Linked DNA regions of Homo sapiens: all the other regions are linked to region 4. A link is a contact called in ENCODE Hi-C or POLR2A ChIA-PET data. All regions are on one chromosome and are shown on one strand. Each heading gives the region's core, a stretch centred on a gene start or an enhancer-like site at or near the end of the contact. The rest is flanking DNA. Distances are from core to core; before and after follow the strand shown.

The links. A loop is a pair of places that touch in the nucleus more often than their neighbours do. ChIA-PET counts read pairs that join two places held with the same protein, here RNA polymerase II (POLR2A). Pooled maps may share reads with other maps.
Region 1: a loop to region 4 is called in a pooled map, with 18 times the contacts of the local background. The contact joins the promoter of AFG2B here to the promoter of DUT in region 4. A Hi-C loop is called at or near these places in 1 of 37 single-sample maps with no recorded cell type and 11 of 50 pooled maps. POLR2A ChIA-PET finds 5 or more read pairs at or near these places in 1 of 52 experiments (RWPE1).
Region 2: a map of B cell shows a loop between it and region 4 (12-fold over the local background). The contact joins the promoter of TRPM7 here to the promoter of DUT in region 4. A Hi-C loop is called at or near these places in 2 of 168 maps with a recorded cell type or tissue (B cell and naive thymus-derived CD4-positive, alpha-beta T cell) and 11 of 50 pooled maps. POLR2A ChIA-PET finds 5 or more read pairs at or near these places in 2 of 52 experiments (activated T-cell and naive thymus-derived CD8-positive, alpha-beta T cell).
Region 3: a map of CD8-positive, alpha-beta T cell shows a loop between it and region 4 (33-fold over the local background). The contact joins the promoter of SPPL2A here to the promoter of DUT in region 4. A Hi-C loop is called at or near these places in 3 of 168 maps with a recorded cell type or tissue (CD4-positive, alpha-beta T cell, CD8-positive, alpha-beta T cell and naive thymus-derived CD4-positive, alpha-beta T cell) and 13 of 50 pooled maps. POLR2A ChIA-PET finds 5 or more read pairs at or near these places in 1 of 52 experiments (OCI-LY7).

What each region holds. Positions count from the first base shown.
Region 1 is chr15:45,399,140-45,405,712 of GRCh38, forward strand. AFG2B (AAA ATPase AFG2B) reads left to right here and starts at 3,197. Exons shown (of 8, transcript NM_024063.3): 1 at 3,197-4,379; 2 at 6,181-6,366. The coding sequence starts at 3,291. It also overlaps a transcript of GATM not described here. RefSeq lists enhancers at 2,650-2,699, 2,710-2,779, 3,170-3,329 and silencers at 3,410-3,489, 3,880-4,029.
Region 2 is chr15:50,682,875-50,689,312 of GRCh38, forward strand. TRPM7 (transient receptor potential cation channel subfamily M member 7) reads right to left here and starts at 3,923. Exons shown (of 39, transcript NM_017672.6): 1 at 3,657-3,923. The coding sequence starts at 3,659. It overlaps LOC128092252, which reads right to left and starts at 3,843. Exons shown (of 4, transcript NM_001414947.1): 1 at 3,657-3,843. The coding sequence starts at 3,843. It also overlaps the pseudogene RN7SL354P. RefSeq lists enhancers at 3,011-3,875, 3,405-3,824, 4,135-4,314 and a silencer at 3,875-4,044.
Region 3 is chr15:50,763,245-50,769,717 of GRCh38, forward strand. SPPL2A (signal peptide peptidase like 2A) reads right to left here and starts at 2,462. Exons shown (of 15, transcript NM_032802.4): 1 at 2,224-2,462. The coding sequence starts at 2,289. RefSeq lists a silencer at 2,037-2,496.
Region 4 is chr15:48,330,022-48,336,760 of GRCh38, forward strand. DUT (deoxyuridine triphosphatase) reads left to right here and starts at 1,408. Exons shown (of 7, transcript NM_001025248.2): 1 at 1,408-1,774; 2 at 2,247-2,385; 3 at 4,396-4,487; 4 at 6,025-6,069. The coding sequence starts at 1,495. It overlaps DUT-AS1 (DUT antisense RNA 1), which reads right to left and starts at 1,835. Exons shown (of 3, transcript NR_186809.1): 1 at 1,542-1,835. RefSeq lists enhancers at 916-1,442, 1,443-1,967, 1,891-2,185 and silencers at 1,631-1,840, 1,891-2,185.

The DNA.
Region 1 (6,573 bases), core at 1,947-4,446, 2.9 Mb before region 4:
AAATGTTTCTAGGCTATAGCAAGATGAATTCCATCGGTTTGGATTTTGACCTACCACTAAATTTTGGATTTAGGAACAGTCTCATTTTTATACTTAACACAAAAATTAAATTTTAACTTAGAAACTGAGTTTTACACAGCTTGAGGCTTGTGAAAAATTATGTGAAAATAAGTCAGTTACTGCTAGGGTCTCAGTGTTTGTGTCCTCCACAAAATTCATTTGTTGAAATTTTAACCCTTGAGATGATGGTAGTAGGAGTCAGGGCCTTTTGGGAGGTGATTAGGTCACGAGAGTGGAGCCCTCATGAATGGGATTAGTGTGCTTATAAAAGAAACATGAGGGAGCTAGCTAGTCCCTTCCACCATGTGCAGGTACAATGAGCTGTCTCTAGACAGGGGGCCCTTACCAGTCATGGAATCTGCCAGTGCCTTGTCTTTGACTTCCCAGCCTCCAGAACTGTAAAAAATAAATTGCTGTCATTTATAAGCTACCTCGTTCGTAGTATTTTGTTACAGCAGCCTGAACAGACTAAGCCAGATAATATATAGAGACAACAGATGGCTTCATACACCTAGGTGTGAATCCTGGGAAAATTGAGTGGAAACCACAGTTGAGAACACCAACGTCCTAACAATCCTGTAGCCTTCAGGCTTAGTTGGTTCTGGACTCCCTCTAGTGGTTCAATTCTAGTGCTTTAATTGATGTTCTTCAATTCATAGAATTAACAAATTTCTGGTCAGATTAAAAACAACTAAGCAAAAGAGCCACACAACTCCCATTAGAATGGTTTACCACAAGGAGGCCAGGTGCAGTGGCTCATGCCTGTAATCTCAGCACTTTGGGAGGCTGAGGCAGGTGGATCACTTGAGGCCTGGAGTTCGAGACCAGCCTGGCCAACAGGGTAAAACCCTATCTCTACTAAAAATCCAAAAGTTAGCCAGGCGTGGTGGTAGGCACCTGTAATCCCAGCTACTTGGGAGCCTGAGGCAGGAGAATTGCTTGAACTTGGGAAACAGATGTTGCAGTGAGCTGAGATCCTGCCATTGCACTCAAGACTGGGTGACAGAGCAAGACTGTCTAAAAAATAAATAAAATTTTAAAAATAAAAAGAATGGTTTATCACAAGGAGATTATGTCATTGAATGGCATGATAAATATGGATGTTCAGATGGCTGAAATCATAGTGTTGCAAATGGTTAGACCTAAAGGGACAGAATGGATTTTACTGGATGATTGGGAAAGACATTTATAGTTTTGCTCAGAGTGAGTGGATAAGAGCTGAAGGCCCAGTAACAGAATTCCTTGTTGCTTTTGTTTGCAACCTATGGTAAAGACTGGATCTTTTAGAGAAAGAGTGAAGTGAAATAATATTTCCTGTGCATATGGATTCTATAAGGTCAGAGGGTTCTTGTTTGACCTTGTATAAAATCAACCTCTTAGACCAACCAAAAGCAACATGTAGTTTCCTTCTCATCATATTCCTAATAGCATAGTTTGTGCCTCTGTTTTAAACCAATTCAGAAAATTTTGAGGCCGATTTAACTTTATTGGCTCCCTGTTTTGGCTTTGGTTATTCCACTCCATTAAACCTTTACTTCTTGGCCATTTCTGCACTGTAAATATAAGTAAATCTACTAACTCTTTTACATGAGATCCCTTTACATATTTAAGACAGTTATCCTGTCCTCAGTAAGTCTTCTTTCCCTCTCCCAGATCCTTAAAGCTTCTTGGAGCTGAATAGAAGGAACTCGATGAGGTACAGGCTTCTGATAAAATAACTTGATAGGCATGTAATTCACACCTTTAGGGGTCGGTAAAAACGATGGCTTTTTTTTTATTTCAAAAAATGCAAAGCTGTTATTTAAAAGTCCCCAAACCAAAAAGAACTGAAGCCAATGGGATTAAGAGGAAAAAAGAAAACAGGAAGTAATGGGTGACTTATCCATTTCAAGACCTCCTCCTGCTATTTTCTGATTCCTAAATTGTTCCAGAATCGATTTAAGCAGACAAGTACAGCTGAGACCAGGTAAGTTACTGTCAAGTCAAGAAGTCTGTCATGTCTGCCATGAAGTTTGGACAGAATGAGATCAGGAACTGGCATGGGTCTTAAGATCCCAGATCTGACAGTACTTCCCATTGATAAGATATTACTACACAGTCTGTAATTGATTATTTGCATAGATAGAAAAAAAAAACTTCCCAGCAACTTAAGCACTCTAAAATATCAGTTTTGTCAACTCACAAATTTGGGTTGCAGTGAAAGTGGGGAAAATAGAGGTAGGAAGATGTAAGTCAAATAAAAACAAGGTATATCTTCTTGTCTTTGAGTATCTGTAGTTCTTTTTTAACGGCAATTAAGAGGGATAGAAAATGTATTCCAGCTGATAAAAAGGAATTCCCTGTGCGAAAGGGAAAGGCAGAAAGCAGCTGGAAAAAAAAAATAGCAGGCAGTTGTCTTAATAACGTAGATAGGTATCGCCTCTAATACAGGACTTAGTACTGTTGTGCCCCAATTAGACAGTAAGCATTGATCGCATGAACTTTAGTGATTAACTTGTTGCCAAAGAATATTCAAAAGAATATCAGAAATCAGAACAAATGTACTGTTGGTGTGCTACAAATCCATCAGGTAGCCTAGTTTTCCTTCTTTCCTCTCTACAAGGGATTTTAAGCGCTACCGTGTGCTTCCCTCCCACTATGCTGGTACTTTCCCATAGGAAGGGTTGTGCCTGGACCTCCCAGATTGGAACCCCGATTACCGAAGGTCCCAAGGCTGTATTCTCAGTTACGCCAAGTCACCTGAGACATTTGCACCAGAGCACCCAAAATTCTGTGCCCATGCGGATAGTTAGAGTTTCTTCACAAAATAGCAAAGTCTCTAGGTTGCTATTCCAACGGCGGTAGTACTGATGCTCCAGTTCGAAGGCCAGGAAAACAGAATGTAAAGCCGGTGACTTCCAAGATATATGTAACCACCAAAGTACATGCTTAATGACCTAGTGAAGTGAGCTTAAGCCGCCTCCCAGACACCTGTAACGAAGACCATCTCGGGAAAGCTCTGGGTTAGGCAACTCGATTTCACGAAAGCGGACACCAACGCTCTACCCAGAGGCCCGAGCGTCGTCTAACGTTTCCATTGGCCCTTTCGGCCTTCACTCAGCTGCTAGCAACGCAGTCTGCCCTAGCGCATGCGCGCAATCTGCTTCCGGCCTGCGAGCTCGGTGTTCCGCTTTTTGTGGGCCGGGTGGGTTTCCTAATCTGGTTTCGTCTGCCTGGTTCATCTGTGTGCGATGGCTCCGGACTCGGATCCCTTCCCTGAAGGGCCGCTCTTAAAGCTGCTACCCTTAGACGCTAGAGACCGGGGCACCCAGCGCTGCCGCCTGGGCCCGGCCGCCCTCCACGCCCTGGGCGCGCGCTTGGGCTCGGCAGTGAAGATCTCGCTACCCGACGGCGGCTCCTGCCTCTGCACTGCCTGGCCTCGGCGGGACGGAGCGGACGGCTTTGTGCAGCTGGACCCGCTGTGCGCGAGCCCCGGGGCGGCGGTCGGGGCGTCGAGATCCCGGAGGAGTCTCAGCCTGAATCGCCTCCTCCTAGTGCCCTGTCCGCCCCTGCGGCGCGTCGCCGTGTGGCCGGTGTTGCGAGAGCGGGCAGGCGCGCCCGGTGCCCGGAATACAGCCGCGGTGCTGGAGGCGGCACAGGAGCTGCTGAGAAACCGACCGATCTCCCTGGGCCACGTGGTGGTCGCTCCGCCAGGCGCTCCTGGCCTGGTGGCTGCCTTGCACATCGTCGGCGGGACGCCCAGTCCCGATCCCGCTGGGCTGGTCACCCCTCGTACCCGCGTCAGCCTTGGCGGGGAGCCTCCGTCGGAAGCCCAGCCGCAGCCCGAGGTGCCCCTGGGAGGTCTTTCGGAGGCGGCCGACTCGCTGCGGGAGCTCCTCCGCCTCCCGCTCCGCTACCCGCGCGCCCTGACCGCGCTGGGCTTAGCGGTGCCTCGCGGGGTGCTCCTGGCGGGGCCCCCCGGAGTGGGCAAGACCCAGCTGGTGCGGGCCGTGGCGCGCGAGGCGGGCGCGGAGCTGCTGGCAGTCAGCGCCCCGGCGCTGCAGGGTTCCCGGCCTGGGGAGACCGAGGAGAACGTGCGGCGGGTCTTCCAGCGCGCCCGGGAACTGGCCAGCCGCGGACCCAGCCTCCTCTTCCTGGACGAGATGGACGCCTTGTGTCCCCAGCGGGGCAGTCGAGCACCCGAGAGCCGCGTAGTGGCCCAGGTGTTGACGCTGCTGGACGGCGCCAGTGGGGACCGCGAGGTCGTGGTTGTGGGAGCCACTAACCGGCCGGACGCTCTAGACCCAGCGCTGCGTAGGCCCGGGAGATTTGACCGAGAGGTGAATGGGCTTGGCGGGTTTGCCCACTGTCGGTGGAACCTCGGCCGCTTCTGGCGCCATTTGGCTGCCCCGGAGGCGTTTGCCTCTTAGGTTTGAGCATCGGTGAGGTTGGAGTTGGGGCTCTTTGCAATGCAGAGAACACGTTCTCTGCCGATATATGATCTGTGAGTCAGGACCTGTATTTCCCCAGAGTCAAATTGTCAGGACCTGTGAGTCAGGATCTGAGAGTCAGGACCTGTTTCCCCAGAGTCTAATTGTTTTGGGAAGCGAGGTGTCCATTACAGATTAATTTTGTTGTGCAGGTCCTATAATCAGTAATGTTAATTCTTAAGAGAATTTTGGTCACCTACAAGCGTGTTAAACTCATTTTTTGGAATGAGAATTTAAAGAAGGATAGCCTCAAGAAGTAAGTGTGTTGAAATAAAAAGGGAGAAGGTGGGGAAGAACTAAATGGAAGCAGGCATTAACTCTTCTGGATTTATTCATTCCTTGTCATAACACCAGCATCCTATTCCACAATTGAGGAGGTACCCACAACTGCTCCCTGAGTTGTCAGGGAGGTTGAATATTCAGAGCTGTCCTATTTTAAGCTTTGGTCCTAAATTGACTTGAATTCTAAAGAACAGTTTGAAATTTAGTGACTGATATTTCTATTTTGTGATAGGATTCAAAAGAGAAATGATAATTACACACTTTTAGCTCAGTTAGTTCAGGACTTGAGTGGATTTCTTCCTTGCACTATCTAGTACCTGTGTCCTTAAGGGCAGGGACCTAGCTATCTATACCTGGCTTCTAGAACTTTGTGTGTTCTTAAAAATAACAAAAACTTGTTAAATGACATAGAATTTTCATTGTGCAACTTTCTAGCCAGTGTTACTCCTCTGGAATATTAGGATTTTCGTATATTCAGAATCTAAAGTATACGTAAAGTGCACGGTACTAGTTCCAAAGTGGTTCACTAAATTGTCGTACATGTTTGTCAGGATAAAAAACATATTATTATTTTGGCCGGGCGCGGTGGCTCACGCCTGCAATCTCAATACTTTGGGAGGCTGAGGTGGGTGGATCACCTGAGGTCAGGAGTTCGAGACCAGCCTGGCCAAGATGGTGAAACCCCGTCTCTGCTAAAAATACAAAAAATAAGCCGGGCATGGTGGCACATGCCTGTAGTTCTAGCTACTCTGGAGGCTGAGGCACCAGAATCACTTGAACCAGGAGGTGGAGGTTGCAGTGAGCTGAGATGGTGCCCGCTGCACTCCAGACTGGGCAGCAGAGTGAAACTGTGTCTCAAAAAAAAAAAAAAAAGAAAAAAAAAATATATATATGTATACACACACATATATAAAATTTTTTTGGAAGTAATTCTTTTTTAATTGATCTATTTTTATTGATACATAATTGTGCATGTTTTGGGGTACATGTGATATTTTGGTACATGCATACAATTTGTAATTATCAAATCAGGGTGCTTAGGATATCCATCACCTCAAACATTTATCATTTCTTATCTGAGTGTTGGGAATATTTCAGATTCTCTCTAGTAGCTATTTTGAAATATACGAGAAATTATTGTTAACTATAGTCACCCTACTACACTATCAAACATTACACATATTCCTTCTACCTAACTGTATGTTTGTACCCATGAGCCAACCTGTCTTCATCCCCTCACCCCCAACCCTTCCCAGTGTCTGGTTGCTATCATTCTGCTGTCTACCTCCATCCATGAGATCAACTTTAAAAATAATATATTTTAAACTATATACTTCTTCTTCTTTTTTTTGTTTTGCTTTGCATATAGGTGGTCATTGGGACTCCCACACTTAAACAAAGAAAGGAAATTCTGCAAGTGATTACCTCGAAGATGCCCATCTCCAGTCATGTTGATTTGGGCCTTCTTGCAGAAATGACAGTTGGCTATGTTGGTGCCGACCTGACAGCACTCTGTAGGGAGGCTGCCATGCATGCCCTCCTTCATAGTGAGAAGGTAAGAAGTGTTAATTTATGAACATCTATGTTAATCTATTATTGTAACAGATTAATTTGGGGGTTAAAAAAAAGCGGTGAGTACATTTTCCTTAGAACATTTGATAGCTTCCACAGCTGTTGCTTATACATTTTACATCTCAACTCTATATAAATAGTATATGATTGAGGGTGGGGATAAAGGGCTGAGTCCTCTGGGTCTACTGAG
Region 2 (6,438 bases), core at 2,673-5,172, 2.4 Mb after region 4:
TGAATTTTGCTTCCCGGTACCAAACTTTTTTTTTTTTTTTGAGACAGGGTCTGGTTCTGTTACCCAGGCTGGAGTGCAGTGGCATGATCTCAGCTCACTGCAACCTCAAGCCATCCTCCCACCTCAGCCTCCCAAGTAGCTGGGACCACAGGTGCGCATCACCATGCCCAGCTAATGTTTTTTTATTTTTTTTGGTAGAGACTGGGTTTCGCCATCTTTCCCAGGCTAGTCTTGTACTCCTGGGCTCAAGGGATCCACCCGCCTCAGTCTCTCAAAGTGCTAGGATTACAAGCATGAGCCACTGCACCCTGACCCAGGTACCAAACTTAAAGCATTTGACATTTAACAGGCAGTCACTTAAAAAAAAAAAACTGCAATTTACTTATATGTTGAAAGATTTCCCAAAAAGAAAGGAGAAAAGGAAACCCAGAATGAAATAATAGATCAATGACAAAAACTAAATGACTACTACAAAAACTACTACATGAATAACATATGGGGAACTTCACAACTGAGAGATCAGGCATCAGACAACACGAATCCACTGGTCAATCTTAACATTTAAAAAAAAAAAAAGAAGCCAGGGTCAGTGGCTCACGCCTGTAATCCCAACACTTTGGGAGGCCGAGGCGGGTGGATCACCTGGGGTCAGGAGTTTGAGACCAGCCTGGCCAACATGGCAAACCCTGTCTCTACTAAAAATACAAAAATTAGCCGGGTGTGGTGGTGGACGCCTGTAATCCCAGCTTCGGGAGGCTGGGGCAGCAGAATCGCTTGAACCAGGAGGCAGAGGCTGCAGCAAGCCAGGCACTCCAGCCTGGGTGACAAGAGCAAGACTCTGTTCCAAAAAAAACAAAATAAAACAACAACAACAAAAAAAACAAGTGCAAGACTCCTTCTCAAAAAACAAAGACAGTATGTGCCTCTTAATGTAATGCAACAGAAAGTACATAGTACTATCTATGAGTATTGTCAAAGTATGAAACTAGAATCTGATCAAGTCTTTTTTTTTTGAGAAAGACTCTCACCCAGGCTGGAGTGAATGGCGCAATCTTGGCTCACTGCAACCTCCGCCTCCAAGTTCAACGGAGTCTCCTGCCTCAGCCTCACGAGTAGCTGGGATTACAGGTGCCCATCACGACGCCCTGCTAATTTTTAGTAGAGACGGGGTTTCACCATGTTGGCCAGGCTAGTTTTGAACTCCTGACCTCAAGTGATCCGGGATCAGCCTGTCGCCGCCTCCCAAAGTATGGGGATTACTGCGCCCCACCTGATTAAGTCGTTTTTTTTTTTTCTGAGACAGAGTCTCACTCTGTCACCCAGGCTGTAGTGCAGTGGCAGGATCTCCGCTTACTGCAACCTCCACCTCCCAGGTTCAAGCGATTCTCCTGCCTTAGCCTCCTGAGTAGCTAGGATTACCACGCCCGATTACTGATCAAGTCTTTAGATTAACTACTAACTAGTTCACAGGAAATAAAGAGTAGAAGCTGGGCAAAGTGGGGCATGCCTGTAATCCCAACACTTTGGGAGGTGAGACAGCCAGATCACTGGACATCAGGAGTTCAAGACCACCCTGGCCAATATGACGAAACCCCATCTCCACTAAAAATACAAAAATTAGCCGGGTGTGGTGGCTCGCACCTGGAGTCCCAGCTACTCGGGAGGCTGAGGCAGGAGAATCACTTGAACCCAGGAGGCGGAGGCTGCAGTCAGCCGAGATCGCTACACTGCACTCAGCCTGGGCAACAGAGCGAGACTCGGTCTCAAACAAAAAGAAAAAAGAAAAAAAAATACAGAGGAGAAAGAAACATGTTACATGACACTACAGGGATGCATTCAACAAAATCCAAACTGATGGAAATTCTACAAGGCAAATGATGGGTTTCTTTCAACAAATAAATGGTAAAAGACACCCCCACACCCCAAGAGAGAAGGTACTAGAGACTGAAAGAGTTACCGACCAAATGCTATGTGCAGAATTCTTTGTAACCTGATTCTAACAAATCAACTGACTAAAACATGAGACAATCAGGGAAATATGCTGAATATTTAATGATACTAAGCAATTATTAATTTTTAGGCATGATAATAATATTGTGGTTATGTTAAAAAGTCCTTGTCTTTTTAGACATAAACACAATAAAGTATCCATAAATGACATTTGTCTGGGATTTGCTTTAAAATTATCCCATTGAGGAATGATAGAAGAAATAAAATTCACATGGTTGAAGCTGTTGAAACTGGCCAATGGGTATATGGTAGTTCATTCTACAATGTATCTTTGCAAGTTTGAAATCTCCCATGTTGGCCTGGCGCGGTGGCTCACGCCTGTAATCCCAGGACTTTGGGGGGCTGAGGCGGGCGGATCACCTGAGGTCAGGAATTAAGAGACGAGCCTGCCAAACATGGTGAAACCCCGTCTCTACTAAAAATGCAAAAATTAGCCGGGCATGGTGGCTACAGTCCCAGCTACTCGGGAGCCTGAGGCAGGAGAATCGCCTGAATCCCGGAGGCGGATGTTGCAGTGAGCGGAGATCGCGCCACTTCACTCCAGCCTGGGCGACAGAGTGAGACCCTGTCTCAAAACAAACAAACAAAAAAGAATAAGGTGGAAAATAGTGAAAGACACATTATTTATTCAAAGTATTACTACATTTGTGTTATAAGTAAAACTCTTATTTTAGTTTTGTATGGCACTTGAATTAGCGTCCAGTGAAAAGCAAACTTGCCAGACTCCAGCAGAGGGAGAGTTGTTTGCATAAAGCCTATCAAATTCAAGTACTGACCAAAAATACCTACTTTGCTCTTCATGTCCCTGATGTAAATGACTTTCTTAAGAAATCTTCAAAATTGGTTCCTGATATCCAAAAATAAAAAGCTCTATCGGAAGCTGCAATGCACCGCCTCCCTCTCTCCATTCCGCACCTTTCGGTTTAAAACACGATCAACTGTTCTCTGGGGCAAGGGATGCGGTAGTTCGACTTAAATCCTGACTGACAGTACATTGTCTTGGTCCCCACAGAAGCCTCCCCCCACCCACCAAAATCCTTAATTCTTGCTAAAGAAAAAAGATCTACCATCAATATTGTCAAATCCCTCCCTTTTGGTTCCAAAAAGGAAATGTACCTGTAGAGTATCCGCTGCACAGCAAACAAGGCACTGCTCCAAACCCGTGTCCTCTACCCCCTTTTTGCACCCTTCTAGCCCTCCCTCCCTTTTTTCCATGTAAAACTTGAGCAGAGCATTTGGTTCCCTTATCTGCCAGCAACTGGCGCCAGGAGGACCGTGCTCCCAGGAGATGCGGAGCTTGTAGGCTGAGCCCTGCGTCGGGCGCGCTGAGGCCGCTCAGCTGAGCCCAGCCAGGTAGTCCCGGGCTCGCGCCTCTGCCGCCTGGAGAGGCCCTCGCTGGGAGCCGAGTCTCGGCTCAGGGGATTCCCGCGAAGAGGTGTCGCCTCTAACTTGCTACCTGCTCCCGCCCCTCACCCCAGAACGAACTGCACACCCGTCCCGAGAGGACAAATCCGGAAGCCTCAAGGCAATTCGAGGGTCCTTCGCCGCATGGAACGCGGCTCCCCACACACTTGCCTGCCAAGTCTCTCCTTTACCGCCCGCAACCCCAGAACCATTCCCCGCCCGGGCCTGCGTGGGTCCAGTACCATTCTCCTCACGGGGCGGACTCCGGAAGGGCAGCAACTCCACCTCCTCCTCCTCCGCGGCCTGTAGCCATCTATCGGGAAGCGTCTCCGGAGGCGGCAGCAGAGGCCGCCGGACAAGGAACGCCCAGGGAAACCTTCTCAGAACTAACTCAGCTCCGGCGCTAGCAGCAGAAGCCGAGTCTTTCATAATTGTGCGACCAACTCCTCCGGGTGACTGGCCACAGGGACGCGCCCGCGCCCGCCTCCGCCGGCGACGGGGCTGGGGACGGACCACGTGAGCGGCGCGGCGCGGCGCGTGCGTCGCCGCCCGCGGGTCGGGTCACGTGAAGGGCGCGCGCTCCCTCGATTCCAGGCCGCCTCCCTGCGCGCCGCGCGCACGCGCTGGGCAGGTTCGCGCCGCCACGCCGACCGCCTCTGGGTTCCCAGAAAGTGGTGGGGTGTTCACGCCGTATCTCCGTTGGGTACCTAGGCGGGACTTAGACAAACTTCAGCCTCAGCTACGAGAGTGGAACTTGGGGAATCGGAGGTTGAGGGTTAAGGTTCAAGGCTTGCGGATCCAGTCTGGAGTTGCTGTGTGGGCTCATTCCGCTAACTAGGCCTGGCCTGTGCCGACTCGCTCCAGCAAACTCGAGTGTCGCAACACACTCTGTGTGCTTCAGAGCGAGTAGAGGCTTTAAATGTTACTCTCTCCTCGTCCAAAATGCAGAATCATCTTTTTACCCCAATCATGTTCTTTCTCTAGCCTCTCCTGTTGCTGCCGGTAAATATTCTTCTTTGTTTAACTATGGGACTGTCTTTTTCCCTCCAGAGATACTCACCCACATACACGCATACACCACACCTTCTGCACCAAAAACTGGGTTGTTCCCTTGATGTAATATGTACCTATCCACCTTTCCATTTATTTTGCTGTCACACATGCCAAGGTTTGGCTATTAGCAATGGTTTACTAAATGTTATTCCTTATCTACTGGGAAGACCACAATCAGTTTAATTTTCTTAAAACTGCTTTAACATCTTTCTGCTCCTGAAGTCTTCGAGAGTTCCTCAATCTGACCCTCAGGGATCTGACTGTCTTATCTCTTTTTTAAAAACGACTTTATTTTAAAATAATTGACATGACAAACTGCACGTATTTAAATGTCCAATTTGATAAGTTTTGACATACCTGTGCACCCATGAAATCACCATAATCAAATGAACGTATTCACCTCTAAGTTTCCTCCCCCCCCTTCATAATCCCTTCATCTCGTCCCTCTCCATCACGTCCCTTATCAACTACAGATCTACTTTCAGTACAGATAAGTTTGCACATGCTAAAGTTTTATATACGGGAATCATACAGCACGCACCTTTTTTTTCCGTCTAACTTCTTTCATTCAGCATAATTATTGCCTCTCAAACATTATGACCCACAATTCACTGAAGTAGGATCTTCTCTCAGAAAAAAAACTAATCCACCCACTGGTTCCCCCAGCTTGTGAACAATCTTCAGGTATTGTGTATTTCTTCCCCATCTGGCAGGTCCAGCAGAACCAAGACTTAAAAATGTTTTAATATATGTGTCACACTAAATTGTCAGCCTTGGGGAAGGCATCTTGACTAATTTATGCATGCAGTCAATAAATGTTTATCTTCTGGATTTCAGTTGGGCCTACACATTTCCTGCCTGTAGGGAGTTTATAATCTAGAAGGTAGAGGCAGACAAACTGGAAAATCAAAATAAAATGAGATTAGAGTGCTTTGTTTCGTTAGAACTTTGTAACTCTGGTCTTTTTGTACTCACGAATGCTTCGCTCCTTAGTTGGATGGTGTAGAAATGAAACAAGATGAGCTCCTTGGCACTTGCCAGAACTCTTTGGTAAATTGGAAAATTTAGAGTTAGAAATGGGGAACAGGATTGGGTGGGCGCGGTGGCTCATGCTTGTAATCCCAGCACTTTGGGAGGCCGAGGCGGGTGGATCACCTGAGGTCAGGAGTTCTAGACCAGCCTGGCCAACACGGTGAAACCCCGTCTCTACTAAAAATACAAAAATTAGCTGGGCATGGTGGCAGGCGCCTGTAATCACAGCTACTCGGGGGGCCGAGGCAGAAGAATCGCTTGAACCCAGGAGGCAGAGGTTGCAGTGAGCCGAGATCGCGCCATCTCACTCCAGCCTGGGGGACAAGAGCAGGACTTCGTCTCAAAAAAAAAAAAAAAAAAAGAAAAAGAAAAGAAATGGGGAACAGGATTTATCCTTAATTGAACTAATCAAAATAAATTCCTTAATTTTCAAGTGATCAACCAGCCTTGAAATTCACAGATGCTGACTTTCAATCAGCAATCAATTCTGGAGAATGAATTTATTCATTCAAAAAATATGTATTGAGTCAGGCACAGTGGCCCATGTCTGTATTCCCAGCTACTCCAGAGGTTGAGGCAGAAGGCTCATGTGAGCCCAGTTCTGGGCTGTAGTGTGCTATGCGGATTGGGTGGCTGTGCTAAGTTCAGCATCAACGTAGTGACTTCCTGGGAGCAAGGGACCACCAGATTGCCTAAGGAGGGGTGAATCAACCCAGGACAGAAATTGAGCAGGTCAGAATTCCTGCTGATCAGTAGTTGGATAGTGCCTGTGTATAGCCACCGCACTCAAGCCTGGACTACGTAGCAAGACCACGTCTCTTAAAAAAATATCACGCCAGTAATCCCAGCACTTTGGGAGGCCGAGGCGGGCAGATCACAAGGTCAGGAGATCGAGACCATCCTGGCTAATACTGTGAAACCCCGTCTCTACTAAAAATA
Region 3 (6,473 bases), core at 1,212-3,711, 2.4 Mb after region 4:
CAGCTGAGGAAAAGGAAACCAGATCTACCCAAGTTCTCAGAACACGAAAGGAATGAGAAAGAACATCTCAGGAAATTAAAGGAAGGAGGAACCAAGAAGAAAACAAATCCATAAAGAAATCAACAAGAAATAGAAAAATCAGTGATACTAGCTGGTATCGAAAAAAGATCCTTACAATTTAAACAGATATTGTCAGTTTATTCAGTCATCAGGACATTACATCCCATATAATAAGATGCACACCAAACATTTGCAGTGTAGAAAAATGTTACTTAATCTTCACAACAACCCTAGAACCGAGGAATATAGAACCCGAGATTACCATGGTGAGGTACAACAAAGCACATAGGTGCAATATAAAAGGCCTAAAATCGCCGGGCATGGTGGCTCACGCCTGTAATCCCAGCACTTTGGGAGGCCGAGGAGGGTGGATCACGAGGTCAGGAGTTCGAGACCAGCCTGACCAACATAGTGAAACCCCCATCTCTACTAAAAATACAAAAATTAGCTGGGCATGGTGGTGCTTGCCTGTGATCCCAGCTACTCGGGAGGCTGAGGCAGGAGAATTGCTTGAACCTGGGAGGCGGAGGTTGCAGTGAGCCGAGATCGCGCCACTGCACTCCAGCCTGGGCGACAGAGTGAGACTCCGTCTCGAAAAAAACAAAAACAACAACAAAAAAAGGCCTAAAATCCAGAACGTGGGAGACAGCCTAGATACAATTTAGAACAGGGATGATCTTTAGATTTGTGAAGGCTATGAAATCAAATGACAAGTCTACTTAAGTAGAGTTTTCTGGTGAGAGGGCTCAGGGCCTTTAATAAGAATTTCAATGTGAGTTTATGAGGAACTGATGTATCACTAAGCTATTAATTTATGTTGAGAAGGGATTAGTACGAATGTGATATTCATTCTTAAAATCAGCTCAAGAGATTCAAATGAAAATGAATGCAAAAACACTTTGAAAAGTTTTATATCTAGGTTATAGTTTTGCATACATCTACATACTATCTGAATATCTTTTGGACATAAGTATTATCTGTCTGATTACACAGTAAACACCTTAAAGACTCCGACTAACACTGCTACTTTGTTGCTCTTTTTATATCGAACTCCCCTCCCCCAGCAATTTTTAGATACATTCTCTCAGGTTCCTGATGTTGCCTGTCAAAGTTATGAATACACCAAAAGGCACTTACTTTTTGGCTTAGATTTTGGTTTTTCAATAAATATTAAAGACACTTTTGTATTCACTAATACTAACCCCTTAAACTGGAGAGTCAGCAAAACAGTCTTTCAAAGAAATCACACATTCTAATAGAACGAAACAAGCTTACACGACACCAATTCTGTAATAAATAACATGCGTAAGTTTCCAACCTGAAACTCCCTAAGTAAAAGTCACTAGAAACAAAAACTGAAACACCGGGTTCCTGACACCCCACTCCCACACTGAAGCTCGAATTACTTGAGGCTGAATTTTAAAACACTATTACTTCTCTGTGACTATGAAAACAAATCTATGAACACATATTTCTTACTTACATTTAACCGACGCTCCCCACCCATCCCTTTAAATTAGGCAGAAAACTGAAAACCACTAAAAGCATTACATTTTGGTGTCTTCTTTTAAAAGTTATTTTAAATTACTGCTATTAAAACCCCCCCTCCAAAAAAAAAAAACCCTCATAACAGAATCAAATGAGCCCTAAGGCGAAGCAGGAGCTACAGTGGGGGAAGGGAATTTTAAAAAGACATCCGTGTTAGTGCAATTAAAGTGCAGTCCTCGAACCGCTAAACATACTGGCGCCTTGTATAATTTTTTTTTCTTCCCAAGGGTAAAAAGCGGTAAGAAAGGCTTAGACAATAAAACCCAGAGGTCAATTTTAAATATGCTGGGACAGTGAGCAACTATCGAGAAGCATCAAGGTCAACGCAACCTAAGGGGCTCCTCTGATCTTTTTGCGGTAGGTATTTCGCCAGACTTCAATGGGCGGGAACCGAGTGGGGGGCGGGAAAGTTGGGGGAAAGAGGGTGGAAAAGAGGAGGGTGGAAGGAAAGAGATGAGTAATGGAAAGAGGAGGGGAGGAAAGAGGAGTGCGAGAGCAGGCCGCGGAGGTGCGGGCAGAGGGGAGGCCGGGCGAGGAGTAGGGGAAGGGAGCCCCGGCCTTGGCCCCGGCCCCGCCCAGCCCCTGGGAGGCCTGCGCGCCTTCCCGCCCCCTTACCAGCTGGAGCAGGAAGCCCCAGAGTAGGGCGGCCCCGGCAGGGGACAGCCGCCGCTGCGGCCCCATCGGACTGGTGGGTGCCGGGTGGGACGGCACGGTGCGGCGCAGCTCACTCGGCGGGGTAGGCTCGGAGTCCCGCCGCTGCGCTGCCTCCGTGGCCGGACCGGACCGGACAGGCGCGGGCGGCCGGGCTACGACTGGACCGCCGCTGCTACAGCGGCCGCCACAGCAGCGCGACTTCCTCTTCCGGCCCCGCCCGTAAGATGCGGAAACCCCCGCGCCGGGCTCGGAGAGTCCCAGCGCTCTCCCGGTATCCAGGCGTCCCGGCGTCCCGGCGCTACGAGGCCACCGGCTGCGGGTCTGAGCCTGTCGCTTTCCGGCTGCCCGACTTTAACTCACACCGAAGCCTGGCGGGAGAACGGATTTCTCAAGGCTCGGAAGTGTCTGAGCGTCTGCTCGGTTCCCCAGTAACTACCCGAGTGTTGCATGCAGCCAGAAATCTAAGGGTCACCCTAATTCATCTGCCTGTCATTTGTTCCTGGCCACTCTGACTCACCACATAACCCAGATCCATCCACTTTCTCCAGAACTGCTGCCACCACTCTATCCAGGCCACCAACTTCCCTCTCCTCCAAACGGGTCTCAGTTTCCCCTCCGGACAGCCCAGTAGCCACATAACAGTCCCAGAGCCATCTTTCAAAACATATAAGTCAGATCATGTCTCTCTCTATCACACTTGGAATAAAATAAAAACTTGGCCGGGTGTGATGGCTCACACCTGTAATACCAGCATTTGGATGGCCGAGGTGGGCGGATCACAAGGTCAAGAAATCGAGACCATCCTGGCCAACATGGTGGAACCAAGTCTGTACTAAAAATACAAAAAATTAGCTGGGCGTGGTGGCACGCACCTGTCGTCCCAGCTACTCGGGAGGCGGAGGCAGTAGAATCGCTTGAACCGGGTAGGCGGAGGTTGCAGTGAGCCGAGATTGTGCCACTGCACTCCAACCTGGGCGACAGAGCGAGACTCGGTCTCCAAAAAAAAAAAAAAAAAAAAATCAAAACTCTACTCTAGCCTGCAAAGGTAAATCTGGCCCCTGCCTTCCTGTCTCCCCATCTTCACTACTTTCCCACACTTTAAGGCGCACGGACCTTTGGCCCTCCCGGCCTTTGCTCTGGTGGGCCGCCCGGACTTTGCTCTGGTAGTCCTCCCTGCTGGAGTGCTCTTCTCTCCAAAGCTCAGAATGCCTGCCTTGTTGACATTCACTTATCAGCTTCAATGTCGCTTCCCCAGACGGGACTTCCTGACATACCCAATCTAAAGTACCTGTCCAGTCACTTTCTTTTCTTTTCCTTTCTCTTTTTTTTTTTTTTTTTTTTTTGAGACGGAGTTTCGCTTTTCTTGCCCAGGCCGGAGTGCGATGGTGCAATCTCGGCACACTGCAACCTCCGCCTCCCAGGTTCAAGCAATTCTCCTGCCTCAGCCTCCCCAGTAGCTGGGATTACAGGCGCGTGCCACCACACCCGGCTAATTTTGTATTTTTAGTAGAGACGGGGTTTCACCATGTTGGTCAGGCTGGTCTCAAACTCTCGACCTCAGGTGATCCACCCGCTTTGGCCTCCCAAAGTGTTGGGATTACAGGCATGAGCCACCGCACCCGGCCTGTCCAGTCACTTTCATATTATTGTTTATTTTAATTATCTGCACAGCACTTTTCATTCTATGTATAGGTTCATTTATTTATGCCACCTCCCACTTCATAGCAAGGGGTGTCTTTGCTTTGTTGACTGCTATACCCTTTACATCTACAGTATTTGGCATATAGTAGGTCCTCAGATATTTGTTGGATGAATATTTAATATCAAATGCTGAATAGGACAGTGTGCCTGCCACCCCACAGCTCATAGTTTAACGAGGGACACAGATGTGTGAGCAAACACAGTTCAGGGTGAGTAGTGACTCTTGTTTGCACAAGATGTTATGGAAGTATCAAAAGGAGTTATAAAAGGGGTGCCAGGAAAAATACCAGCCTGAGCTGAGTCTGGGTGAGTTAATTTTAGCCAGGCAAAGGGTAGAAGAAGGGGGGCACTTCCAGGAAGAGTGAGCCATTAGTGTCAAAGCCAAAGGTGGCATTGAAGGAACTGCAAAACTTGGGCTTGGCTGAAGTTATGAGTGGTGAAAGATGACATGTGAGAAGAGGCCAGAGGCAAAATCATAAATACATTGGGACTGTTTGTGACTTTGGGCTTTGTCCTGCCAGGGGTAGAGAACAAATGAATAATAAATAGGGCAATGACATACACTTTCTGTTTTAGAAAGCTCTCTATGGTGGCTGGCAGGGCAGCAGACGTGTTGAAACAGGTCAAGAAGTGGAAGCCAGGACACCTGTTAGACATCTGTAGTAACAAAATCCAGGGACACTGAGGGCTTGAACTGTGGCAGAAGAAATAGGGAGGAGGAGATGGATCTAAAAGACTTGTAGCAGAATTTGGTAACTTTGAAGACATGGAGATAAAGGGAGAGGTATGATTCCCGGGTTCTTGCCCTCGGCTATTTATTGAGTTGGGTGCCAAAGGCGAAGTAGGTGGGGGTTGATGGGATAAATGGGTCGGGGGGAATACTTTTGGAAGTGGGTTTGAAATGCTTTTAGGATATCCAAGTGCAAATATCTGCTGTCAATGGCTATGTGGGTTGGTCTGAAGCTTAGGGGCACAGTGAGGTAAGAACTGCCTCATCTGCTGCCTATCAATTCTGGACTATTTTCATACTTTCTAGTTGCCCACAGCAAGCCAGGTTCCCCACCCCCTCCTTTTCTTTTTGTTTTGAGATGGAGTTTCACTCCTGTTGCCCAGGCTGGAGTGCAATGGTATGATCTCATCTCACTGCAACCCCCGCCTCCCAGGTTCAAGCGATTCTCCTACCTCAGCCTCCCAAGTAGCTGGAAATACAGGTGCCCACCAACACACCCAGCTAATTTTTGTATTTTTAGTAGAGACGGGGTTTCATCATATTGGCCAGACTGGTCTTGAACTTCTGACCTCAGGTGATCTGCCTGCCTCAGCCTCCCAAAGTACTGGGATTACAGGCGTGAGCCACCGTGCCCAGCCTAGGTTCCCCTTTTATAGAATAGCTGTATGGACTGGATGACTTCATCTCTAAATATTCCCATCTGCCTCTCGTGGCCCTTTGCCTAGTGAATCTCTAAACTGGCTCTTGGGCTATCAGAAGAGCTCTAGTTTTTGTTTGTTTTTATTTTTTGAGACAGGGTCTCACTCTGTGCCCCAGGCTCTGAAGTGCAGTGGCACGATCTCGGCTCACTGCAGCCTCGACCTCCCAGCTCAGGTGATTCTCCCACCTTAGCCTCCTGGGTAGCTGAGACTACAGGCATGCACAACCACGACTGGCTAATTTTGGTATTTTTTTTGTAGAGATGAGGTCTCGCTGTGTTACCAGCTGGTCTTGAACTCCTGCACTCAGGTGATCTGCCTACCTCCCAAAGTGCTGGAACTTGTGAAAGGAAAATAAATCTTGGGACCCCAAAATCACTAAGCCAAAGGGAAAAGTCAAGTAGAGAACTGCTTAGTGGAAACTTGCCTCACATTCTATTCCTTAAAAGCGGATGGATCTGGGTTGTGTGGTGAATCAGGATTGTTAAAGCTCCCCAGATGATTCTAATATGCAGCTAAGGTTGAGAAATGTTGGCTTAGACTGTGATTCTTAAAGTGTGGCTCCTGGATCAGCATATCAGAAATACCTGGGAACTATAAAAAATGCAAATTCTTGGCCGGGTGCGGTGGCTCACGCCTGTAATCCCAGCACTTTGGGAGGCCGAGGCGGGTGGATCACGAGATCAGCAGATCGAGACCATCCTGGCTAACATGGTGAAACCCCGTCTGTACTAAAAAAAAAAAAAAAAAAAAAAAAGAAAGAAATGCAAATTCTTGGACCTCACCCCACAAACTCTGGGAGTAGCGTCCATCAATCTATTCTATTAATAACAAGTTCCCTGTGTGATTCTGATGTATGCTGAAGTTTGAGAACCATTGGCTTAAAGCAATGTCCCTCAACGCTGGCTGCATATTAGAGTGATCTGAGAAATTAAAATGAAACATAAATCCCATGCTCCAACACGAATTAAACTGAAAGGAAAAATAGATGAATTCATAATTACAGTTAAAGATTTCAAGTAAAATCTTTTAATAATTGAAAGAACAAGTAGGCAGAAAATCAGCAGGGATACAGAAGACTT
Region 4 (6,739 bases), core at 158-2,657:
GGCCGTTTCTCTTTTAGTCTAAAATAAACTCAGCTGAAAAGTAACAATAAACACTTTATGTATACAGATTAACAACAAAAAATAGAAGGTAACCTGCTTGGTGTTAGATATTGTAATAAGCCAAACAAGTAACTTTTGTGTAAACACTGAAGTAAGTGCTTTGAAGAATTCATAAAAGTTTATGACTCTAATTCATGTGAGAGATAAAATGCATATACATCAGAAGATTACACAATGAAAGTATATGGCTAACGACTAATGAATGATATAGTAAGTGTTAAAAGAGATAAGATGGGGCAGAGGTCACTACTGATTGTAAAAAGTTTCATGAATGAAGCGAGACTTTTATCTGGGTCTAGGAAAATGAAGTCGTTACAATCATTACATCTTAGTACAAGCAAGGAATCAAATAGTATGTCTCTCATGTGAACATTTTAAGTAAATAACTGGAGAAAGTACTTCAACAAAATAAGGGAGCAAAATAATGTTGGCTCAAAATGAGGTCGAAAAGTTGCAGGGCTCGGATCGTGTTGCTAAAGGCATAAATTTGGGAGTCCTCAAGCTGTAGCTAATAGTTAACGTCCAGAGAAGGTAGTGTATATTCCATAGCCTCATGCAAAGGAATTCCAACTACGAAGACGAACCAGTTAAGGAGACCGAAAAGGGGGGGCCTGTATGGAAAGGCATAGCAACGAATGTAAAATTTCCCCAATAATACTCTAAAACTGCCCCACAGCTTTTTTAATTTTGAAAATTCAAAACCATTCAATTCAGCTCGCAGATTTTTGTGAGAAATAAGGAGATACTTGCAGCTCAGAAAAAATTATTAACAACTATCTAGAAAGTTACTGCTTTATCCCCCACTGTAAACTATACTACCACGACCCGGGATCCTTGTTCGACTCCTAGCCAAGGGGTTCCCACTGCGTTTCTGTTGGGTTATCCCAAACCTGTGATAGGATAGTAGCGCCCTCCCTGCCTCCGGTCGAATAAACACTACAACGTCTGACACTCGGTGCTGAAAGGAAATCGGGCGCGGTGTCTTGCCCACAGCTTGGGGAGCGGCCCCGGGCGCAATAACTGTCACCGGCGCCGAGATGCGGTTCCGGCGCTTAGGGCGCCGCTAAACTCAGAGCCCGGGAGTCATGGCTGCGGGCGGTGCCGCCCCAGGTAAATCAGTCCAGGAGCAGGGCCCGGGCCTGGCGTACACTCTCGGAAAAATGGGGGCCAGAGCAAACAAGAAGAGCGAAAGCAAGAGGGCTAGGCAGCCAGAGGCGGCAGCAAGACTCAAGACGCCAACGGCGCCGTCTTCCTGGGGCCCCAGGGCCTGCGCCATCCCTGGGCTGCCGGGGCACCGCCTCTCCACGCCCCTCGTCCGGCGGCGGCTGCGACTGCTTCCGAGGTCATGTTCCCAGGACGGGCGCGTCTTCAGGGTGGAAGCCTGGCGCACGTCCGGAGGTGCCGAGGACCCAACCAGCCCAAACTCTGGGGGAAATGACTCCCCTCTGCCCTCGCCCCGCGCTCTGCTACCATTTCCTTACGTCTCTGCTTCGCTCAGCGATGCAAAACGCGCGAGGCGCACGGCAGAGGGCCGAAGCCGCGGTACTCTCCGGGCCAGGCCCGCCCCTCGGCCGCGCCGCGCAGCACGGGATTCCCCGGCCGCTGTCCAGCGCTGGCCGCCTGAGCCAAGGCTGCCGCGGAGCCAGTACAGTCGGGGCCGCTGGCTGGAAGGGCGAGCTTCCTAAGGCGGGGGGAAGCCCGGCGCCGGGGCCGGGTAGGAAAGGCGGGGGAGGGGCTCCGGCCGTCTGGAAGGAATCCACGCGGCTTGAGGCTGTGGGGGAAGTAGGGTGGCGAGCGGTCCTTCTGCGCGCGGGGGGCGGGGGGGGTGGGGTGGTCCATTAGGGTCCCCTGGCGAGGGGGCGGCTTTCTAGTGTGTGAGGGCGACGCCCTAGAAGCTCCCCTTCAAAGTTGGCCCCACGCGCTGAATGTGGAAAGTTGACTGGGACCCAGTAGTTTCCCATCCCAAACCTGCTTTCCGAGAAGGGCTTCAAACCCAAAATGTGAATCCCGCCTCCCCTCTCAGCCAGAACTGTGGACTCGTCCCGGGGAGGGGCGGTGGGTGGGGCGGGGCTGGCGGGAAATTTCGGTTTTGGCGCGCTCCCTGCGGCGACGCTCATCGTGCGCTCTCCTCTTCCCCCGGTGGTCTCCTCGCTCGCCTTCTGGCTCTGCCATGCCCTGCTCTGAAGAGACACCCGCCATTTCACCCAGTAAGCGGGCCCGGCCTGCGGAGGTGGGCGGCATGCAGCTCCGCTTTGCCCGGCTCTCCGAGCACGCCACGGCCCCCACCCGGGGCTCCGCGCGCGCCGCGGGCTACGACCTGTACAGGTGAGCGGGGACCTGCCGGCGAGGAGGCTGGGAAGGGCCGGCCGTCCGCTGCCACAGCTAGAAACAGTCACCGGAGAGATCACAGGAACACACTAGCTATAAATAGGATTTCTGCCTTTTTCGTGTTTAAAATTTTAGCTTTCATCTTTGGCATAAATTAAATAGAGATTTGGGCAAAGACTGCAGAATAAGTAAAATAGCTATACGGTGTCTAGCAAGGCGTTACTTTGCAACGTTTATTGTGCCCTTCCTAAATAGAAGATAGAGAGGAAGGCCCATGGTGGCTTTCGAGTGGCCCGAGGGTGATGCTGTGCTCAATAGAAAAACCAAGGTGAGAGCCTAGATGTGAGCGTGAAAATACCTAAGAAGGATGAACGAAGATGCATCTGCCTTAAAAAGTTATTTTCTATACATTCATCCGGCCCAGGGCGGAATTTGAGAAGGCATCTGAAAACGAAAGGCAGAGCTGCCTGTAATCTACCACACTTTCATCTCTACAGCACGTTTTACCTGTACTAAAAACTTTCCGTATGCTGTTGTATTTAGTCCTCACAACAATCCTTAACTAGATAAGTGTTACTTTTTACACAGGCAGGAGTTTGTGAAGAGCTGAATTGATTTCCCCAGAGGCTTGAAGATGATATAATTTTTTATCCCGAATTTTGGGCTTTTTTTTTTTCATCTGACTACTGTGCCCAGTTCTTAGAACCATTAAGGTAGGAGAAAAGTAATGCTGAGAGGGAAGGAGATTTTATACTAAATCCCAAGCATTGGGATTTATTTTAAAGTATCTCAGATAATTCAAACATGAGAACTATTAGTCTAAGCACAGGAGAAGAGAAAGTAGTGCCTGATGATAGCAACAGAAAAAAAAGGAAAAGGAAAGTAGGTATGGACAATTGTAGCTGGAAAAACTACAGTCTCTTAATTTTGATGAATAAAAGTAGAGTGATATAGTTTGACTAGACCTTTCCAAAGTATATTTTGGAGCACTTTCTTGAGTCCTAGGGGAGTCCTTGATTTAAGATACCTTAAGTAGACTCCTAATAAACACAGGTGACTTTCTGTATACTGAAATTGACATGGAAATAATGGATCAGCAATAAATTAGGGCTTAACTGTTTAAAGAGGGATTTCAGTGAAAGAAGGGGTAGTACTGCTTTACCAGAGTTAATTAAGGTCTCCAAAGTAAACTTCCGGTTCTGCTCATTGTAAAATCTCTTAAATTTCTACCCAGGAGAGGGCCACAGTAATATCAAGAGTAGCAGCATTTGCTATGTGGACTTTAGAGGAATTCTGTTCCTAAGCAAGGTCCATCTCCAGGGGCCGTTCACGGTGATCAGCTGTCTCCCTCAGCCAGGAAATTCATAGCCTAAGCTTGGTAAACTACCAAGCCCTGCCTGACAGATACAACACAGTTCTTTATCTCTTATTTTGTCCACCCGTTTTTCTCCTTTCCTTCTGCATATTTTCCCTAATCACACAGATCATTGTGAGAATAAAATGGGTTAATATATGTAAACCAATTAGAACTGTTCCTGGCACACAGTAAAGGCTTAATCAATGATAGCTAGTATTATTAGTAGTATTTGGCCTTTTTTCTTTGTTCTTTCTTCATTTTTTTCCTTTTCAAACTATGGTTGTAAAGCATCCACCTTTTGAAAGTTTGCCTTTCTGCCCTTTCACGCTGATAAGTACCTCAGTTTCCAATAAACTTTTGTTCAGGGGCAAACATTTACAATGTTGACATCTCTTCACACCACCAAAAATATTCATGGAGAATTATTTTATCTAAAGCTGTCTTTTTAATAATAAAATAGCCACCTCTACCTTCTTCATAAACTTTTAAGATGAATTGGTAATTCATCATAGCAAGGTTGATTTTAGAAACTAAAGTTGCATTAATTCATTAAATACACTGAAAGTAATTTTGTATGCTTGGTCACAAAGAAAATATAAAAACAATTTTATAAATAGATTTGCAGTTATTTTCTTTCAATATTTTCTTAGTGCCTATGATTACACAATACCACCTATGGAGAAAGCTGTTGTGAAAACGGACATTCAGATAGCGCTCCCTTCTGGGTGTTATGGAAGAGTGGGTAAGTCATTTAAGAAACAGGTAACTATTTGTCAAGTTCTCCTTTGTGATAGATTCTTCATGTTTCATTTGGGGTAATAAGCAGGCAATATTGCTTGGGCTGTGTCCTAAAAGAAGCACCATTTGTGATAGCAAATGCACTCTTTGAAAGGCTTTATTTACATCTCTGCTTTGCCTCTTTTTGACCCTTTTATTTTTCTCCTTCCTCACTGGAGCTTTTAGGCTCACACTGGCCTAGAAGGCTGTTCTCAGAACATGGCATTTTATATTATGAGAGTAAAACTTCTGACCTGTTGGTCCCAGAATGTGTAAGCCTACTTAACCTTTTCTTGTTTGGCCATGGGGTTAGGGTAAGGGATACTCTTCAGTGTTGTAGAGGCACTGGGAGGAGCTAGGACAAAATGGAGTACACGTCAACAGGTTTGATTTTTCTGGAGCGGATCAGTTGTTACCAGACAGTTCTTTGCAAGAGCGTAAGTTCTTTTTGACTAACTTCAGAGTAAACATAAAGGAGGCAATGGAGCTGTGACGCCCTCCTCCAGGGAAAGGAGCTAGACTGGCACTATATTATTAGCCATGAGTGAGGAAACTGCCAGTACTTCAGCCCTTAAAAGATAACAAGATGGGCTCTCATCTCATCTCTTGAGCATCATTGACTCCATTTTTTAGAATTTTTTCAGGGGAAGGGGCAGGAGATGGAGTGAAATAAAGGTTAGTACAGAAAGAGGCAGCATTATTGACAAAGTGCCTGATTTAAATTATTCTAAAATAAAATGCTGGAAGTTAGGATAATTAATTATAGGCCTGATGCTTGAGTCTGCAATAATAAGGTGTAACCTTAGCTTTTTATTTTTTTCATTTTTTAGGATTAAAAAGTATACTAGCATTGAATCATTGAGACTTAGTTTTTGGCATTTTTACTTAACTGATATTAGCCCATTTATCTTACTCTGGTTCATGTGTTTCCTACAGGCATGTCTTTTGGCATCTGAATCATGAATAGTGGGGTCCCAAGTTGTAGGCTATGGTCTGCTACTATTTGGTTAGGTTTGTTTCCCTCTCCCTTCCTCTTCCTTTCCCTTCCCATCTGCATTGTACATGTTGTGGTGTCCCATCTTAAAACCAAAGTCTTCTTCCTCAGTAGTGTGTTCCTGCTGGCCATACTTCTCTTTCTTCCCCTTTGAGGCTTAACTTCTTGAAAGAGCAGCCTACAGTTGTTCCCGCTTGCTCACCTTTCAGCTCATTCTAGCAGTCCTTCTCCCCTGTCTGCAGCACCACAAATTCTGACTGAAGTCACATGGGAGTGGTTTAAGTTAGTTTTGAATTAAAACCTTGTGGAATTTTTCTAAACTAGTCTTTCCAACTTTGGTAATGCAGTATGATGAATATATATTCTTTAATTCAAAACCATGTGCTAAAGTTAAGATGAAGATATAGATATTATAGGTGAAGAGAATGACATGCTTAAATTGCATCAGTTATCTCTGATATAGCCCTTCCCCCTTAAAATAACCAATGTCTCCTTTTTTGTTTTTTAGCTCCACGGTCAGGCTTGGCTGCAAAACACTTTATTGATGTAGGAGGTAATATATTTCCTTTTTTATTCTGTAAATGTTTGCAAGTATTTACTTTGTCTTTAAAAGGTAATATTCAAATGACAGATTTTATTTTTAAGAAAAGAAAATGATTAGAGGAAAGCTTGTTATAATAGGAGGAAAAGCTTTGTGGTTATTTTAAGTAATTATATTTTGTTTAACTACTAACTTAATTTTTAAAATAATGATTACCTAATTAATAATGACAGATTTAATGATATAATAATTAAGTAATTATTTAAGCAACAAAAGTTCTAGAAAACACAGGTCTATCTTGTAAGAATTTTCTTCATAAGAGAGCTATCTGTCTTTAGCAAAATTTAAGAAGAAAATCTTTCCCTGAAGTCAGGAGAGAAAACACTTTTCTCTAAATTTGTTAAGACAGTCCTCTGTGTTACCTGTTTCCCTTATAATAAAGCCTTTCTCATGTTTGTCTCAAAGTTAACCCTACCTCATGTGGTACCTTTCATGAAGAACCCTCAGTGTCCTCTGCTAACTACTCTTGATACAGAGCTACTCCTCTTATTGTAAGGAAATTTCTACTTTCCTGATGTGGTTTCCTTGTTTCAGGTCCGCTCCAACTGGGATTCAGACCCCACTTATGTGGTCCTTACATACTGACCCTTTATCCCATCAGTAGTGAATCTTTCACTTAACA